2 separate regions of the Homo sapiens genome follow, and region 1 is linked to region 2. A link is a contact called in ENCODE Hi-C or POLR2A ChIA-PET data. All regions are on one chromosome and are shown on one strand. The core of a region is the stretch at or near the end of the contact, and the rest is flanking DNA. Distances in the headings are between cores, read along the strand shown.

Evidence for each region. A loop is a pair of places that touch in the nucleus more often than their neighbours do. ChIA-PET counts read pairs that join two places held with the same protein, here RNA polymerase II (POLR2A). Pooled maps may share reads with other maps.
Region 1: a map with no recorded cell type shows a loop between it and region 2 (5-fold over the local background). The contact joins two enhancer-like sites. A Hi-C loop is called at or near these places in 1 of 168 maps with a recorded cell type or tissue (endothelial cell of umbilical vein), 7 of 37 single-sample maps with no recorded cell type and 11 of 50 pooled maps. POLR2A ChIA-PET finds 5 or more read pairs at or near these places in 7 of 52 experiments (BJ, CD4-positive, alpha-beta T cell, CD4-positive, alpha-beta memory T cell and 4 more).

Annotation. Positions count from the first base shown.
Region 1 is chr12:92,538,071-92,541,530 of GRCh38, reverse strand. No RefSeq gene overlaps it. Among named protein-coding and RNA genes, the nearest start is that of LINC02397, 73 kb to the right of the region's middle. RefSeq lists an enhancer at 2,383-2,432. Within about 2 kb of position 1,395, at least 19 of the 41 ENCODE cell types and tissues checked have a DNase peak (open chromatin) inside an H3K27ac peak, as active enhancers do; they include CD4-positive, alpha-beta T cell, where a contact is called at or near this core.
Region 2 is chr12:92,401,992-92,405,269 of GRCh38, reverse strand. No RefSeq gene overlaps it. Among named protein-coding and RNA genes, the nearest start is that of CLLU1, 18 kb to the left of the region's middle. RefSeq lists cis regulatory regions at 1-428, 1,059-1,592 and an enhancer at 1,021-1,270. Within about 2 kb of position 1,294, at least 7 of the 41 ENCODE cell types and tissues checked have a DNase peak (open chromatin) inside an H3K27ac peak, as active enhancers do; they include CD4-positive, alpha-beta T cell, where a contact is called at or near this core.

The sequences.
Region 1 (3,460 bases), core at 146-2,645, 140 kb before region 2:
TACGGATGACATGTTCTCTGTGCCTTTGAATATCTAGTTTCTCATCTATAACACGATCTTTGAAGCTATACAAGGAGAGAATCAATATCACCTGATCACCATCTTTCGCCCTTTGAAAGGCATAAAATTCTAAGTAAGAATACTACACATCATGCTGTGTATTTTACTGCATGCATGCTAAGCCTTTACCAAACATTTTTAAAGGAAAAGAAGAATAAATTAGGATAGGAGCATTCAAAGGAACCCATAAGATGTCCCCTTAAAGAAAGGATTTATGGATAAGGAAACAAAAGCCCAGGTGGCCGATGTGATATACTTGTGGTCACACAGAGGAGGAAGTCTCCTGAAGCAAACTCAAGGGCGCTTTGTACATCATACTAATCCTACTTGTTGATTTATAAAAGTATTAGCTTCTTTATTTTCTCCTTAATTAGGACAGAGAGTAATTATCATTATTGGGTCCAGAAAGAATTATGCCAATGTTCCAAGATTGTGCATGGAACATTTGTTATGCAAACTGCTGCCCTTCACACATAGAGAGTCCCCATAGGCTATGTCCTCCTCCCTGGGGCTGCCAATGTGTCTAAATTGCTGGGAGCATCTCCCCCAGGCTTATGAACATGAGCTGCTCCTTTGATGGGATTTTGATGGCCATGAAATATCATTTAGGAGAGGGGTTAATGCCTTTTTTGTTGTTGATCTTTCACCTTCAGGGAGCATGAGCCTCTGAGAGATCTGCTTTCACGCCATATTCACAGAAAGGTTTTGCTCAGCCTGAGCCAGGCGGTTGCTGACTGCCAGGGCCAGCGTGTGCCGACTGCTGCTGTGTTTCCCAGCGCTGCCAGCAGGATCTTATTCTTTGTATCTGCACCTCCCAAACAATTCTTCCGGGGCAGCTTTGTCTGTGCCCCTCTGCTGGGCTGAAGGGCTGGTGCTTAGGGATGCATGCATCCCGCCCTTTGCCCTCATGTCTGAGCTGTTCGAATCTGATTTCCAGGGCAATTGCAGTTTGGCGGCTCCCCGGGGCATCCTCTTGAGTGGCTGCTCTGCTGTTACTGTTTGGGAGGCCTCGGAAACTCCCTTGGGTAGTTTGTCAGATGGTCTGATGAGAATAGCAGGAGCCTGTTTTCCATAGTCAGATTGTCATTTTCATCATCATTTTTGTTGTTGAGTTTCCCTTTTTAAAAAATAAAATCATAAAACAGACATACTCTTTTCTAAACAAGTGTAGACTTTTACCATGAGGGTTGGAAGGGGCCTCACTGAGTAAATACCTCTTCTCTCACCCTCGTGTGATGGCTTCTTTGTTTTGAACTTGGGTGTGCCCAAGTGGTTTTACAACCTCCCTTGGGTATCAACAGTCCTTATCCTCTCACCATCTGATCTCTCTTCCTGCTTCTGGTCCTCAGAGGGTGGTCAGACAGTGCTCCCAAGAATGGGTTGAGGTTCTGAAGGTATGTGGGCACCTAAAGATCCTAAGCTGTCAAAATGACTGCTGTCCAGGAGAAACTGACCAGACCTAAGGTTCAATCTGGGGAAACTTGACGCAATAACAATTAGCAAGTACTAGGCATTTTGCTGTGTATCAGGCCTGGAGATCAGCAGTTTACGTGAGTGATTTTCACACATTCCAAGAAATAGTTTCTTCCATTATTTCCACTTTACAGGTGAGAATATTGAGGCTCTGAAAGGCTAAATGACTTGGCTGAAGCCACATACTTAGTGGCAGAGTCAGAATTCAGTCTCTAAGGCTTTTGAATTCCAGAACTCATACTTTTAGCCATGATGGTATACAGATTTAGTTCTGGGGTCTGGAGACCATTGACAGTCTTGGAAATAAACTGTGTCTCAATATAAATAAAGGACAGATATGGTTGTGTTCAGTTCTTGGACACATTCCTTCGAACTCCAAAGGACAAGAGGTTAACCTCATGACTTTGATAGAAAACAGAAGACAGGTTGTGAGGTTTCTTGGGTAATTCTGGGTATTTGGACACCTGTTCAGTTATTCTTGGATTCTGTGATGGGGGGTGGGGGGAATATGGGGAGGCTGAGGTCATTATTGCAAAAACCATTTCCTGAGCGCTTGACTTCAGGAAATGCTGTAGCATTAAAAATACCCATTGTGTGGGAGTGATAGAAGCATGACTCACGTTTAGCAATTGTGTCCATAGGTCACAAAGGATTTGGGGAACACAGGAGATATTCACACAAGACTGTGTCTGTGGGTGGTTCATTAAGAAATTTTTAGTAGGTTGAGAAGCATGGTCGCATTTCAAAAGGAGTGACATTTAAGATTCTCCATGGAAGCTATGAGACTTGGCTCATCATTCATACATTGATTAACAAATGTCAATTGTCCGCCTACTAAGTGCAGGTCCTTGTACTGGGTGCTTTGGGATTTTGCAAGAGGAATAAAGCGTGGCTCTTGCCCTTTAGTGCAGTGTTTATGAAGTGGTGACAATGAAATAGGCTGCTTTTAAAATTTCCCCTTTTTTCCCCCTTGACACTTTGACAAAAGGAAGACTATCCCTTAAAGAAAGACATTTTGTTTTATTTTCCAGGACAAATACTATCAAAAAATCAGGTTTGTTAACTCTCAGGCCTTGTGCCTAGGAAAATATGATTATCAGGATAAAAGATTCAGGGGCATGTCCTGGCTTAGGTACCTTTTGTTCACTGTAGGGTAGAGTACAGTGAACAGTGAATACAGGGTAGAGGGAATAGGAATTTTTTTTTGTTTGTTTTGAGATGGAGTCTTGCTCTGTCGCCCAGGATGGAGTGCAGTGGTATGATCTCGGCTCACTGCAACCTCTCTCTCTCAGGTTCAGGCAATTCTCCGCCTCAGCCTCCTGAGTAGCTGGGATTACAGGCACCCACCACGACACCTGGCTAATTTTTGTACTTTTAGTAGAGATGGGGTTTCACCATCTTGGCCAGGCTGGTCTTGAACTCCTGATCTCGTGATCCACCCACCTCGGTCTCCCAAAGTGCTGAGATCACAGGTGTGAGCCACTGTGCCTGGTCAGGAATTGTTAATTAAATACTCATGGTCTTTTAAACTGGGCCAGAGGATTCTTTTTTTTGGCTTTGTTTAATATTTTGTATAAAATTGATGCATAGTAAACATGACACTAAAATACATGTACATTATGAAGTCTGATAATATAATGATCACCTGTGAAACCACCACCCAACCTAAGTACCATAATAGTTTCAATGACTTGCATTTCTTTTCATATTCTTCCTCTGTCCTTCCACCCCATCTCTGGCCTCCCCTCCTTAAAGATAGCCACTACCTTAGAATTTGCACTTACTGGATAGAGTTTAGACATTTCTTTTTTTTTTTTTTTTTTTTGAGACAGAGTCTCACTGTGTCACCCAGGCTAGAGTGCAATGGTGTGATCTCGGCTCACTGCAACCTCCGCCTCCCAGGTTCAAGCGATTCTCCTGCCTCAGC
Region 2 (3,278 bases), core at 45-2,544:
TTAAAAACACACACACACACATACACCAGCACACATTCTTGGGATGAAGCCTAGCACAACTGTTTCAATGTGAATTCCTTTAGCCTTTTCTCCTTTTGGACAGGGAGTTTCACTGTGTGTGCTGACACATTGTGTGGGGTTGAGAAGGACAAGAAAGGAGACCAAAGATAAGGCAGAAGAAGCGGGTGGATACCACAGATAACACTTTAGGCAGGTTTAAAATTCTTATTGAAGAAAACTCACCTAGCAGTGGCTGAACTAGGTGACCCTGAAGGCTCCTTACAAACCTATGATTCTCATAATCTATCTCATAAATAAGCAGATTCCAGCCCCAGAAGCCTCAGTGTACCAACCTAGGAAACGGTAGCATTCTTTTTTTGAAATACTTGTTCTAAGTACTGTCTCTTCAGATCAAGAATGGTGTTCCTTCTTAATAGCTCCTCCATTATCACTACTCCCCCAATCACTATCTTTGTGACTATGAAAGCCTGACTCTGAAGGCTAATCCTTAACCTTCCTGGTCTTCTTTACTAAAGTCAGTCTTTGGTATGAGTCATTTGAGATGGATGCATGGGCCTTTTCTGTAGTAATAGCAACAACGATAGTAGCAATACTAATAGTTAATATTAATTGAGCACATACTACATGTGAGGAACATGCTGTGGCATAGGTACTATATTACTAACTACCACATGTTACTGAAGAGTAAGCTGAGGCACAGAAAATTACATAGTGCCAGGGGCAGTTAAATAGGCACTCCTAACTATAGAATGCAAATTACCATTCACACATGGGCATAGTTCCTGCCATTTACCACCCTCAGAGGCTGCAGACTTAGCTGCCAAACTGCCAAAGGTTTACACAGATGTAAATTTCAGGCTACATGAATCCCATAACTTTTTGTGCCTACTTTTCACTAATTCACCTGACTTTGACATCTCATGCTTCTATAAATGTCTTTTAACTCAGTGGTTAATAAGAAGCTAAAATGGTATTTTGGTATAATTACAAAGTAATCAGCATAAAGTTTTGGGCAACAATTGAATTAGTGGCTCCTCGAACAAAAGGACAGAACATGTTACATTTTAACATGGTGCGTAAAAAAAATGCTTACAGGATCAAGGCCATTAATCCCTTTAGTTCACTTGGACTGAGGGTGGGGAAATCCCAAGAAACAGCAATTCAATCACCTTCTTGAACAGCCCACATGCTCAGATGATTTCTGAGAAATGAACTTAACTTTTAGAGGTTTCATGATCAGCTGCTGGATGACATCCGGCACCAACTTAACCACTAATCTCAGATCTCATAGCAACACAGATCGCCTGGAACTCAAAATAGTCCTGCCTCAAGCTCTTTTCACTTCTTATCACTTCAGCAAGAGCATGTGAAGGAAAGGTGTCTATCAGCCAACAGCTGCTAATTTTCAGAGAAATGAATGGATGTGTGGCTGCTTCCATTTAATCAGTCACCATCTATCTCAGCAGTATTAATGCTTCCATTTGACCAGCCACCTCTATCTACACATACTTCTTTTTTATCTAAGAGTCTACTGGACTTTTTCAAATTCATCTGAACATGTGATATTTTCACAGGGCTCAACATTGAACAAAATCCTCTTTAATCCTAACCTTTCACCACTTTATTTTATTTCTCAACATTTCCCTTTCATAGAAACACATTGGAAGCTAATCCCCAAGACTTTGAGAGAAGTCACCCAAGAAAGTCTGACTTTGCTGGAAGATCTTTAAGCTGCTTCAAGCCTTGGATGTCATCTGATCACTGCTCTTGATTTCTTTATCCTTGGACTGCAGTTAGAGACTTGGCTGCTATAAAGTGAATTACTCTTGAATAAGGGCATAGTTTCCACTGTGATAACCTTGTTTCTATCCATGACAGCTAGGGAAACTGCAGCCTGAGAGTGCTTTGCTTGGTAGCAGGTGTAATGTAGTTTTGACTAAAATTCTGTTGAAGAAAACTCTCTCAGCTTGCCCCCAAACAATTTATGTCAGCAGAAGAAATAAATAAAGAAATAATAATAGAGTATATTGTTTGAATTTGTTGCAGTGGGGTATATTGTTTTATGACAAAAAAACAAGTATCAATTTTTAGTTGCACACTTCTAGGTCACCTAAATGGTTGGTTCTGGCACAAAATTTAATATAAGGAAATGTGAAAACTCCTCCCCTAACTTCTGCCAAGCCTCTCCTGTATGGTTAACTGCTGCTTTCATGTCCCCTGTCACTGAGAGGACTTTGGTAGTCATATTTCATCTCTGTAATTCCCATATGAACTTGCCTTAAGTTAAAAACAACCAAGGATACATTCTCCTTTGCTTTGTAGGAGGTGGTGCCCAGAGTTCATAAACTGAATTTAAATTATACCAAAAGAGATCTTCAAACTGTGAAGAAAGCCTAGCATATGACAGTTTGCTCATAAAGACCAAGTAAAGCTACTGTATTGCAGAGGAACCAACAGTTTAGTATAATCCAATTCAATTTGCAAGCAATCATTAATTATTTTCTGGGTTTATTATATCATTAATAGCTGTAAATAAGCCACGTATTTCAGTTGAAAGGAATCAATTCTACCTTTAAATCAAATTTGAAGAAGAGGAAGGGGAAAAAGAAGAAGAGGAAGAGAAGGAGGAAGAAGAAGAAAAACAAGAACATGAAGAAGAAGGAGGGGGAGAGGTGAGGAGAAGAAAAAGAGGTAGTGGAAAAATAAGGAGGAGAATAGAAGGGAGAGGGATAACAATGATACCACCTTTTAAGAAATCAAAAACTGGATCTGTTAGTCCTCCCTCCCTCTCAGGCACCCAATCTCAGGTGTTGCTAGACAGAGGACAGCAAGACCCTTCTAATTTCCCACCGCAGCAATACACCCAAGTGCCATCTCTTCCTGAAATGCTAGAAGGGAGCTAACATTCACTGGGCTCCTCTTACAATCATGTACATTCTTTGGTACTTTACATGACTTAGATATATAGTTCCATTAATTTCTCAAACAATAGTATAAGGTAGACAATGTTATTTCCATATTTATAGATTAAGTTCAAGAGGTTGAGAAATTTGCCTTAGGTAACACAGCTAACAAGAGAGGAGCTGGCATTTAAATCCGCATGTCTGGATTGCCAAACCTAGACTTGTTCCATCATCTCACATGCACTTCACCTTCTCTGCTCTGCCAGGAGATTGATCTGGTATCTCCTTTGCAATCTGGTAAGCCTGTCTGTCTGGCACAGCTTACCCAAAAAGGGTCTCCTAATACCAATCTTT